Regions from separate parts of the Homo sapiens genome. Here region 2 is linked to region 1. Evidence: read pairs that join two places in POLR2A ChIA-PET (ENCODE). Cell type or tissue: K562. All regions are shown on one strand. Each heading gives the region's core, and the rest is flanking DNA. Links, peaks and the distances in the headings are about the cores only.

The links. Peaks named below come from ENCODE experiments on the same cell type or tissue, not always from the same donor. Only the 100,000 strongest peaks of a DNase experiment are listed, where the experiment ranks them.
Region 2: POLR2A ChIA-PET joins it to region 1 with 5 read pairs; 3 of 35 experiments call an interaction of 5 or more read pairs at or near these places.

Annotation. Positions count from the first base shown.
Region 1 is chr1:203,724,444-203,729,818 of GRCh38, reverse strand. ATP2B4 (ATPase plasma membrane Ca2+ transporting 4) reads right to left here. Exons shown (of 21, transcript NM_001684.5): 20 at 2,248-2,424. SNORA77 (small nucleolar RNA, H/ACA box 77) reads right to left here and starts at 238; the gene lies at 114-238. In K562, for the core only: no CTCF peak of the experiment used is centred there; a DNase peak (open chromatin) is centred at 3,148.
Region 2 is chr1:203,576,326-203,581,700 of GRCh38, reverse strand. No RefSeq gene overlaps it. Among named protein-coding and RNA genes, the nearest start is that of ATP2B4, 48 kb to the left of the region's middle. In K562, for the core only: no CTCF peak of the experiment used is centred there; no DNase peak of the experiment used is centred there; H3K27me3 peaks cover 4,245 bases.

The DNA of each region.
Region 1 (5,375 bases), core at 128-5,127:
GACCACTGTAAAGCACCTTCTGGTGAGCTCCAGGCAGTGCCCGGACTCCAATGCCTGCCCAATTGGATGTGAGGCCAGCAACACGGAGAAGTGCTCAGGGCTCCCCAGGAAGCACCTGTGTCCCCAGGGAGCTGCATCGCCCTGGATAGGTGAGGCAGCCACAGCACCCTGGAATGTTTCTCTGGCAGACAGAAAAAGCACCTGCCTGGAAGTACAGTCAGGTGCATAGTGAGTCTGCAATCCACTTTTCTTCTTCTTTTTTTTTTTTTTTTTTGAGACAGAGTCTTGCCTTGTTGCCCAGGCTGGTGTGTAATGGCGCGATCTCAGCTCACTGCAACCTCAGCCTTCCGGGTTCAAGCGATTCTCCTGCCTCAGCCTCCAGAGTAGCTGGGATTACAGGCGCCCACCACCACGTCCAGCTAATTTTTGTATTTTTGGCAGAGCCAAGGTTTCACTATGTTGGCCAGGCTGGTCTCGAACTCCTGACTTTATGATCTGCCAGCCTCGGCCTCCCAAAGTGCTGGGATTACAGGCGTGAGCCACCGCACCCGGCCTCTTTTCCACTTTTCTATTTGTTGTCTTGCCTATAGGGGATAAGTTCCTACCAGGTATATAGTTTAGAATATTCACTCCATCTATCTCTCCTATACACTAACGAGGTGGGATTGACTGGGGAACTTCTTTTCTTTCTCTTTTTTTTTTGAGACAACTCTCAATCTGTCACCCAGGCTGGAGTGCAATGGTGTGGTCTCAGCTCACTGCAACCTCCGCCTCCTGGGTTCAAGCGATTTTCCTGCCTCAGCCTCCCAAGTAGCTGGGACTACAGGCATGTGCCACCATGCCTGGCTTGTATTTTTAGTAGAGACGGGGTTTCACCTAAGGCAGGGGATCCACCTGCCTTGGCCTCCCAAAGTGCTGGATTACAGGTGAGAACCACCGCGCCCAGTCTTTTTTTTTTTGTGAGACAGAGTTTAGCTCTCGTTGGCCAGGCTGGAGTGCAATGGCGCAATCTCAGCTCACTACAACCTCTGCCTCCCGGGTTCAAGTAATTCTTCTGCCTCAGCCTCCCGAGTAGCTGGGATTACAGGCATGTGCCACTACGCCCGGCTAATTTTGGATTTTTAGTAGAGACGCGGTTTCTCCATGTTGGTCAGGCTGGTCTTGAACTCCCGACCTCAGGTGATCCACCCACCTTGGCCTCCCAAAGTGCTGGGATTACAGGCGTGAGCCACCATGCCTGGCCGACTGGGGAACTTTCTAAAACATTTGCAAGGCCAGTTTTAGACAGTGAAACTTATTTTGAAGATCTCTAGCCAATCAGCAGAGAGAAATACGCCTGTTTTCTGGAGACCACCCTTGAGATCTTGGAATTTACAGTGTTTTTGAAATGGAAAATCTCAGGATTAAAACAATAAAGCTATGGGGGGTGAGAGCAGGGGAAGACAGAATTATCAATGCTTAGATCAGCGCATTCACCCAGGAGAAAGTAGTTACAATTGATGCATGGAAAGTGGAAAAAATAAAAGTTATTGTGGGGCTATAGACAGGGGACATAAGAGCAGCAGGGGTGGCTTCTATCCCATTTCAGAAATTGCAAGAAGGGAAGAGGCTTGAAGAAATTATTGCTTCCTCCTTGTCAGGAAGCAAGTCTGAATCCTGCAAAAGATGCTCAGACATCAAGAGACTATTGTCATTTTTACACATGAAACCATCAGATTCCCCACCATGGCCTTACACTTTGAATGGGGGAGATATAACAAGGTGAGTTTCTTTTACAAAGACCCTTCCAGATAGCATCTATTCCTATAATGGCAGTGTGAGGAAGCTATATTAAGTGAATGCTGGGTATGTTGGCATATTGATATTGTCTAACTCCTTCCTTCTGAAGGGTAGGGAAAAACTGAGCATTTCCCACCCTGGGGTCAGGTCTAGTGCTTGCAAGAGACCTTATGCTGAAGCTTGCCCATTTGATAGAGGGTGGCAGGCTGGGCTTTAGGGTCAACCCAGAGCTAAAGGACTATGCTAATAGTGTCCCATGGTCTAGGTCATTTGACTCCTCTCCTCTCAGAGGACCCCACACAGATCCTTTTGCGTGTCTGTCCTGAAGCTGAGGATCTAGGGCTGCCCATCAGTAGTGAGCCTTTGGAAGGGAAGAGATGCTGGCCGACAAGAACTGCTACCCTCCCAACACCTTCCAAGATGGGAAGCTGCTTCTCCCAAGGGAAGGACAGACCACTATCAGAGTACCTGAGTCTGGATACGGTTCAGGCCCCGGAACCAGAGGATCTGGCCTCGGCGCAGCTCCATCTCAGCATGGTCAATCTCATCCAGTCCCTCGGCATCCTTGGTGATCTCCTCTTTGGTGGTGCCATGCCCAGCCTCCTTCAGGAACTTCAGGGATCGGGTAGGTATTGCGGAGATGAACTGAAAACAAGCGCAGCGAAGAGGAAGACGTCAGAATCAGCGTGAGAAGAGCTGTCAGTCAACTTACATGAGCCAGGCCCTTGGGCAGGTTACTCTTTGCCCTACCACCCTTCCCACTGGAAGAGCAGTGGGCAGAAGCACCAATCCATCCAGGCAAGCATTCTCCAAGTGCCCACCAGCGGTCAGGCTTTTAGGAAGGTTTTCTGTATTTATGGACACACACAAAAGAGAGCTTCTATTCTAGTAATTGACCAGCCATCTGCCTGGTCATATACTTCATTTTCCTCTTTCTGTCTCATTTCTTCTGTTCCATTTTGCAATCTGTCTTTTAAGGTTAACAGAACTATACAGCATGGTACGCAGTAGGAAGAAACAGAGACCAGGACCTGGGGGAAAAGAGTTTGGGGAGAAGATGGTGATATTGCCTATGTATAGGCAAGGGGTTGAGAAGGGTATTGGAAATGAATGACCCCTTTCTTAGTTGCCACATGCAAAGTAGTTTCTGTGTTACAAACTCTTGTGAAAGGATACCAAAAGTTTTCTTGGGCTTGAGGTGAGGAAGTGGATGGGACAGTCCATAGAAGAGGGGTCACATGAGTATTATCAGAAGACAAGGAGCAGTACATAGGGTTTGAAATTTGAAATAAATTTCCCGGTGAGCTCAGCACCTGTCAGTCAGTTCTTTCCGGACAAGATAAGGAGTAGCCAGGGCTCATGTGGGGAAGAGGGACTGTATGGGCAATCTGATATGGAGTCAAGGGTTTTGAAATGGGAAGAATGCCAGAGCTCTGCCTCTGAATGTGGAAAAAGCTGTTGTGATACAGAAGGAAGGCTGCTGTCTGGCAGCAAGGCCACATGGCCACATGTGAGGCAAGAGCCAGAACAGAGTTTCAAACAACAGGTTTAACAACCAAGCTTTACCAAAGCATAAAACTGCTTTAGGAACCCATTGGTAAAAAAAAAAAAAAAGAAATCTTCACCAAACAGAACAGGGTGGAGGGAATTGGGTCAGACATTAATTAGGGAGGGCTGGGTGCAGCGGTTCATGCCTGTAATCCCAGCACTTCGGGAGGCCGAGGCAGGAGGATTGCTTGAGCCCAGGACTTTGAGATCAGCCTGGCAACATAGTGAGACCCCAATCTCTTTATTTTTTGTTTTTCGACATAGAGTCTCACTCTTGTCATCCAGGCTGGAGTGCAGTGCCGTGATCTCAGCTCATTGCACTCCGCCTCCCGGGTTCAAGCAATTCTGCTTCAGCCTCCCAAGTAGCTGGGATTACAGGCATGTGTCACCATGCCCGGCCAATTTTTTTTTTTTTTTTTTGTATTTTTAGTAGAGACAGGGTTTCACCATGTTGGCCAGGCTGGTCTCGAACTCCTGACCTCAGGTGATCTGCTCGACTCAGCCTCCCAAAGTGTTGGGATTATAGGTGTGAGCCACTGCGCCTGGCCTGAGACCCCCATCTCTTAAAAAAAAAAAAAAAAAAAAAAGAAAAGAAAAGAAAAGAAAAAGAAATTATTCAGGGAGGCATCTAGGTATGAAATAAATAACTAGCAGGTTTAGGGGAGAAGGCCTGCAGCTCCAGAAATGGCTCTTTGAGGCCAGTTAGGGCAAAGTGTCCATTACCTGGGTGGCTGGACACTAAGGGATTATCTGCAGAGACCTGGGGTCTGTAAAGAGAGGTATAGCCCAGGCCAGAGCTGAGGATGAGGGAGGTTTGTAAAGTGGTATTAAGGAAGAAGTGAAACTATTAGACTTAATGATACTATTATAATCGTAATAGTTTAAAATTTGATTATTTATAAGGAATAAGACATTATTCATTACTGTATAGTAACTGATTCACTAATTAACAATGACCTTGTTTTCCTAAGCTGAAGACACTGAGACACAGATTGGTTATGTAACTTGCCCAAGATGATTCAGCTTATAAAAAGGAGAGCTGAGGCTGGGCACGGTGGCTCAGGCCTGTAATCCTAGCACTTTCGGAGGCCATGGCGGGTGGATCACCTGAGATCAGGAGTTTGAGACCAGCCTAGCCAACATGGTGAAACCCTGTCTCTACTAAAAATACAAAAAATTAGCTGGGCGCGGTGGTGGGTGCCTGTAATCCCAGCTACTTGGGAGGCTGAGGCAGGAGAATTGCTTGAACCTGGAGGGTGGAGGTTGCAGTGAGCCAAGATTGCACCATTGCACTCCAGCCTGGGCAACAAGAGCTGGGCCAGGTGCGGTGGCTCACACCTGTAATCCCAGCACTTTGGGAGGCCAAGGCAGGCAGATCACGAGGTCAGGAGTTCCAGACCAGCCTAGCCAACAAGGTGAAACTCCGTCTCTAGTAAAAATACAAAAATTAGCCAGGTGCGGTGGTGGTTGCCTGTAATCCCAGCTACTTGGGAGGCTGAGGCAGGAGAAATTGCTTGAACCCAGGAGGCAGAGTTTGCAGTGAGCCGAGATCACACAACTGCACTCCAGCCTGGGTGACAGAGCAAGACTCTGTCTCAGAAAAAAAAAAAAAAAAAAAAAAAAACAGAGAGCTGGATTCAAACCCAGGCAGTCATTCCCAGAGTCCATGCTCTGAACCACAGGCCATACTGCTACTCTAGAGATCTTGTAAATCTGAATTTATCTCAGGTAAGAGTTAAGAATTCCACCCAGATAAAGCCATGGCAAGAAAGAGAAGAGGCTGGAAACCCTGAATTATGTCAGCTCGACAGCCCATAGCCAGGTTGCTGCCTCATGAGAATAAAGACATGTGTCTTGTAAACTCTTCTACTTCTAAGACCCTTATTATATATTTTTTTTTTGTAGCAAAATTCCATTGAAAAGTTTGGTTTCTGTCTCAGAGAAGCTAAGGGATTTTTCTTTTTTTTTTCTTTTTGACACTGAGTCTTGCTCTGTCGCCCAGGCTGGAGTGCAGTGGCGCAATCTCGGCTCACTGCAAGCTCCACCTC
Region 2 (5,375 bases), core at 187-5,186, 150 kb after region 1:
TTGCTCTGCCACCAGGGATTCCAGAGCCCACAAGGTTATTTAAAGAGTATTTGCAGAGTGTGCCAGTCATGGTGCAGGCACTGGGGAGTCAGAGAAGAATAAGACAAGGATCTTGTCCTCAAGGGACTTATAGTCCAGGGTGGGTGATGGGCAGTTCAACAAAGGGGAGCCAAGGATAAGAGCTCTGCGACAGGCTGGGTGCGGTGGCTCACGCCTATATTCCTAGCACATTTGAAGGCTAAGGCAGGAGGATTGCTTGAGCTTGGGAGCTCAAGGCAAGCCTGGGCAAAATAGTGAGAACCTATCTACAAAAAATAATAAGAAAATTAGCTGGATGTGGTGGTAGTGTGTGCCTGTTGTCCAAGCTACTTGGGAGGCTGAGGTGGGAGGAATGCTTGAGTCTGGGAGGTTGAGGCTGCAGTGAGCCAAGATTGCACCACTGCCCTCCAGCCTGGGTGACAGAGCAAGATCCTGTCTCATAACAAAAAAACTAGCTGGGCGTGGTGGTACGTGCCTGTAGTCCCAGCTACTCAGGAGGCTGAGGCACAAGAATTGCTTGAACCTGGGAGGTGGAGGTTGCAGTGAGCCAAGATCACATCACTGCGCTCCAGCCTGAGCAACAGAGCAAGACTCCATCTCAAAAACAGAACAAAACAAAACCCCAAACAAAGCAAAATTCTATGATAGAAACAGATGGAGGCCATAATAGTGGGGATAGGAAGAGTTCAGTCCTACCTGGCAGGGGTGGGGCACCCGAGTGACTCTTGAGCTGGGTCCTAAAGATGACTAAGTATTCTCCAAGTGGGATGGTGGTGGGGCAGCCGAGTGGAATGGGGAATTAATCCAGCTAGAGAGATGAGCCTGAGGAAAGGACAATGAAAGGACCTGTGCCTGGCTGTGTCGGGGAGAGGAAGGCAAGTGGACACAGGCCGAGGCTCATAGGAATGCCTTACTAAAGAGCTTGGACTGAGCCTAGAGGCTATGGGAGCCACTGAAAAGGTTAAAGCAGGGGTGTGATGAGGTCAGGCTGTATTTTTAAGCAACTTCTGGCCATCCTGGGGCTTTTCAATCATATCTCATCCAGGCAAGCCCACTATAGTCCAAAAAAGAATCTAAAACAGGTATCACAGACTGTTAACATTTGTTTTAAAAGAGTAGTTGCAGGCCAGGTGTGGTGGCTCATGCCTGTAATCCCAGCACTTTGGGAGGCCGAGGCAGGTGGATCACGAGGTCAGGAGTTCAAGACCAGCCTGGCCAAGATGGTGAAACCCTGTCTCTACACAAATACAAAATACAAAAACAAAACAAAACAAAACAAAAATAGCTGGGCCAGGCACAGTGGCTCATGCCTGTAATCCCAGCACTTTGGGAGGCCAAGGTGGGCAGATCATCTGAGGTCAGGAGTTCGAGACCAGCCTGACCAACATTGTGAAGCCTCATGTCTACTAAAAACTCAAAATTAGCTGGGCATGGTGGTGCACCCTTGTAATCCCAGCTACTCAGGAGGTTGAGGCAGAAGAATCGCTTGAAGCCGGGAGGCAGAGGTTGCAGTGAGCTGAGATCGAGCCATTGCATTCCAGCCTGGGCAATAAGAGCAAAACTCCATCTCAAAACAAAAACAAAAACAAAAACAAATGCCAGGTGTGGTGGTGGGTGCCTATAATCCCAGCTACTCAGGAGGCTGAGGCAGAGAATTGCTTGAACCCAAGAGGCGGAGGTTGCAGTGAGCCGAGATAGCACCACTGCACTCCATCCTGGTGACAGAGCAAGACTCCATCTCAAAATGAAATAAAATGAAATACAATAAAATAAAAGTAGCTACATGGGTGTCCGTTATTTTATTTTCTGTACTTTTAAAAAGGTTTTAAATTTCAGAATTAATAATGAATGAGTATCCATATGATAGAATACTGTGCAGTGTTGAAGAATGAAGGTGAAAACATGTATTCTGTCATGACAAAATGCCTGTGGTATATTTTAAATAGCAAAATAGAATATATAGTATGATTGTATTTTTGTAAGAACAACAAATAAAGTGAATGTGGCAGGAAATGTACCAAACTATTAACAATGACAAAGTTACTATTGCAGGGTGGGATTCAGATACTGATGAGGGAAAGGGGAATTTTCATTTTCTAGTCTATGCCTTTTAGAATTGTATACATCTTAAAAATGACCTTGCATTATTCATTATTTTAAAACAAAAACCCACTTTTGGGGGGATAACTGTTTTTTCTTTTCTTTTTCCTTTTTTTTTTTTTTTTTTGAAACGGAGCCTCGCTCTGTCACCCAGGCTGGAGTGCAGCGGCGTGATCTTGGCTCACTGCAACCTCCACCACCTCCAGGGTTCAAGTGATTCTCCTGCCTCAGCCTCCCAAGTAGCTGGGACTACAGGTGTGAGCCACCACGCTTGGCTAATTTTTGTATTTTTAGTAGAGATGGGGTTTCACCATGCTGGTCAGGCTGGTCTCCAAACTCCTGACCTCAAGTGATCTGCCCACCTCGGCCTCCCAAAGTGCTGGGGTTACAGGCATGTGCCACCTGGCCCTAGGGGGTAACTATTTATTTTCATGCAATTTCAAACCCAAAGACAAGTTGCAAGAGGCCGGGCATATTTAATTAGCCAGTTGTGGTGGCATGTGCCTGTATGTAGTCTTAGCTACTTGGGAGGCTGAGGTAGAAAGATTGCTTGAGCCTAGGAGTTGGAGGCTGCAGTGAGCTATGATCGCACCACTGCACTCCAGCCTGGACAGCAGAGTGAGACCCTGCATCCAAAAAAAAAAAAAAAAAAAAAAAGGAACTCCCATACACTATTTAGACTTCACCACTTGCTAATATCTTGCCCTACACCACACAACATACATTTTTAAAAAGATCATCCATTACTTCCATTTTTGCAAACCCCAGTGGCCACTTGCAGTTTATCTTTTTGGGCCTCTCCGCTGCTTCTGACCCTGTTGTCCTCTCCTTCCTTCCTGAAACCTCCCATTTCTTGTCTTCTGTGGCCCTGAGTCTTCGCTGGTTTTCCTTCTACTTCTCTGACTCTCTGACTTCCCTCTAGCATTGTCTTTCTTAGAGGCCGCTTTTTCAGCACCCCTTAAACATGGGAGTTTCTCAAAGTTCAAGCCTGAGCCCACTGCTTGGCTTTGTGTGTTTTCTTCCTGGGAGAGCTGGTTCACTTCCATCCACTGAAGCTATGATCCATTTGCTGATGAAGCCCAAATCCGTGTCTTCAGCTGCCACCTCTCCCTTCAGTTTCCTATGCTCATATTCAAATGCCTGTTAGACACATGCTCTTAAGTAGTCCACAAACATTCTATACTCAACTTGTCTCAAACATATCATCATCACCCCTCCCTCCTGCTAACTATTCTCTTTCTGTGTCCTCCATCTCAGATAATGGCACCACATCTTTCACTTTGACAATGGCAATCAACTCCTAATTGGTCTCCCTGACTACAGTCTTCCTCTACGTAAATTCACTCTCACACTATAGTCAACGTGACACCCCTAAAATGCAAATTTCACCACATCAGGCACTGAGAAAACCTGTCAATGAGTCTCCATTACCTGCAGGTTGAAGTCAAGCCCGTTAGTCTGGCACACGTGGCTGTACCTGGTTCCACCTGGCTTCTCCGGCTCTTGTCATGTCCCCATCACCTCTGCATCCCATTCCACATTGGCCTGTGTGTCCATGTGTTTGCTCATGCTGCCTCCTTAGCAGGAGCCCCCTCCCACCTCTCTCCCCTTGACTGACCCATCCATCAACACTGAGCTCAACGGGCGTCTCCTCCAGCTGGAAGTGTCCCTTTATTGTGTTCCCATTGCATTCTTCTTCTTCTCTTACTTCTATCTAACAATTTTTTTAAATAATGCTTTTGTGCCATGAAAGGTGACCAGGGCATGCTTTTATTTTTATTTATTTATTGAGACAAGGTTTTGCTTTGTTGTCAAGGCTGGAGTGCAATGGCGCAATCATGGCTCACTGTAGCCTCGATATTTCCAGGCTCAAGTGGGCCTTCTGGTGTGCACCACTATGCCTGGCTAATACTTTTATTTTTGTTGAGATGGGGGTCTCACTACATTGCCTAGGCTGGTCTTGAACTCCTAGCCTCAAACTATCTTCCAGTCTTAGCTTCCCAAAGTGCTGGGATTACAGGCGCGAGCCACTGCTCTCTGCCGAACAAATTTTCATAGTCTCAGGCTTTGTCTGTGTCTCTCTCACTGCTCTGTAAATCCCGGAATGAACGGGGTTTGCATGTGCTTATGTATACCATCTTGTACCTTTGTATCCTTAGTGCCTTAGTGCAGTGCCTAGCATGTAGTAGACATGTAATAAATGTTTGATTAACTGAGGTAGGCATTCACTATTTATTCACCCCTCTCTGCCTCTTTTCCCTGGCAGCAGCAAGCTCAATCCCATGCCCTCTGTTTCCCCATCAGTAGTTACATTCCAGGCCTCAGCTCCTTGGTTGCAGACCCCTGTCCAACGGGTTTGGCTCCTATGTGGTCTTTCTCCTGGCACTTCTCTCCCTCATCTTCTCTTCTGCTTCTTCCCTTCTATTTTGATCAGCTCTTGCTACCCTCCTGTATCTTTCCAGATGCTTCTCTCCCACTCTTCTCCCCTGTGGGGGCCACTCAGGGCAGATCCAGCCCACTCCTGGCCCAGGTGTCTGCATCAGGACTTTATATAATTACCTTCACAATGGGGCCTAATGACTGGAAAGCGTTTTCATCTCAACCCACACAATTCCAGATTTACAGCCACCAAGGCCTCCGGGTTACAGCTGGATGCATACCCCACCAGGTCCCTCTCTAGAGTATCTTTTGGAAGATGTACCTTACAGCTCTTTAAGAAAGAGGATCACTTGCTAACAGCTTTTCTGTCTAGTACTTTTAAACATAAGCACTTAGCTTCGTTCCTTAGTTCTCTGCGCCCCAACTCTGTAGTGAGGATCGCATTCATCATACTCCACCAGGCACGTAAGATGCTCTAAGCTGATCTTCTTTCATGTGAGGACCCTCAGGGATGAACATATTCATTCTGTCATTCGCTCACACATTTACTGAGCTCCCACTACCACTGCCCATGGGGATGGGGACAGAGGATACCGACAAGGGGTCACAGATGAGTATGTCCCCCTCTAAGACCCAAAGGAACTCACGGTCTGGTGAGGAAGACAAATCTGAAAACCACTTTGCTAAAATAAGAAGGCCTTGGTGGAGGTAAATATCAGGTACTATGAAAACATAGAGGGGTCACTGAAGCGTGCTTAGGTAGGAGGAAGGTTTTTGTTTTTTTTTTTGTTTTTTTGTGTTTGTTTGTTTGTTTGCTTGTTTTTTGGTTTTTTAGAAGGAATTTTTCCTCTTCTCTC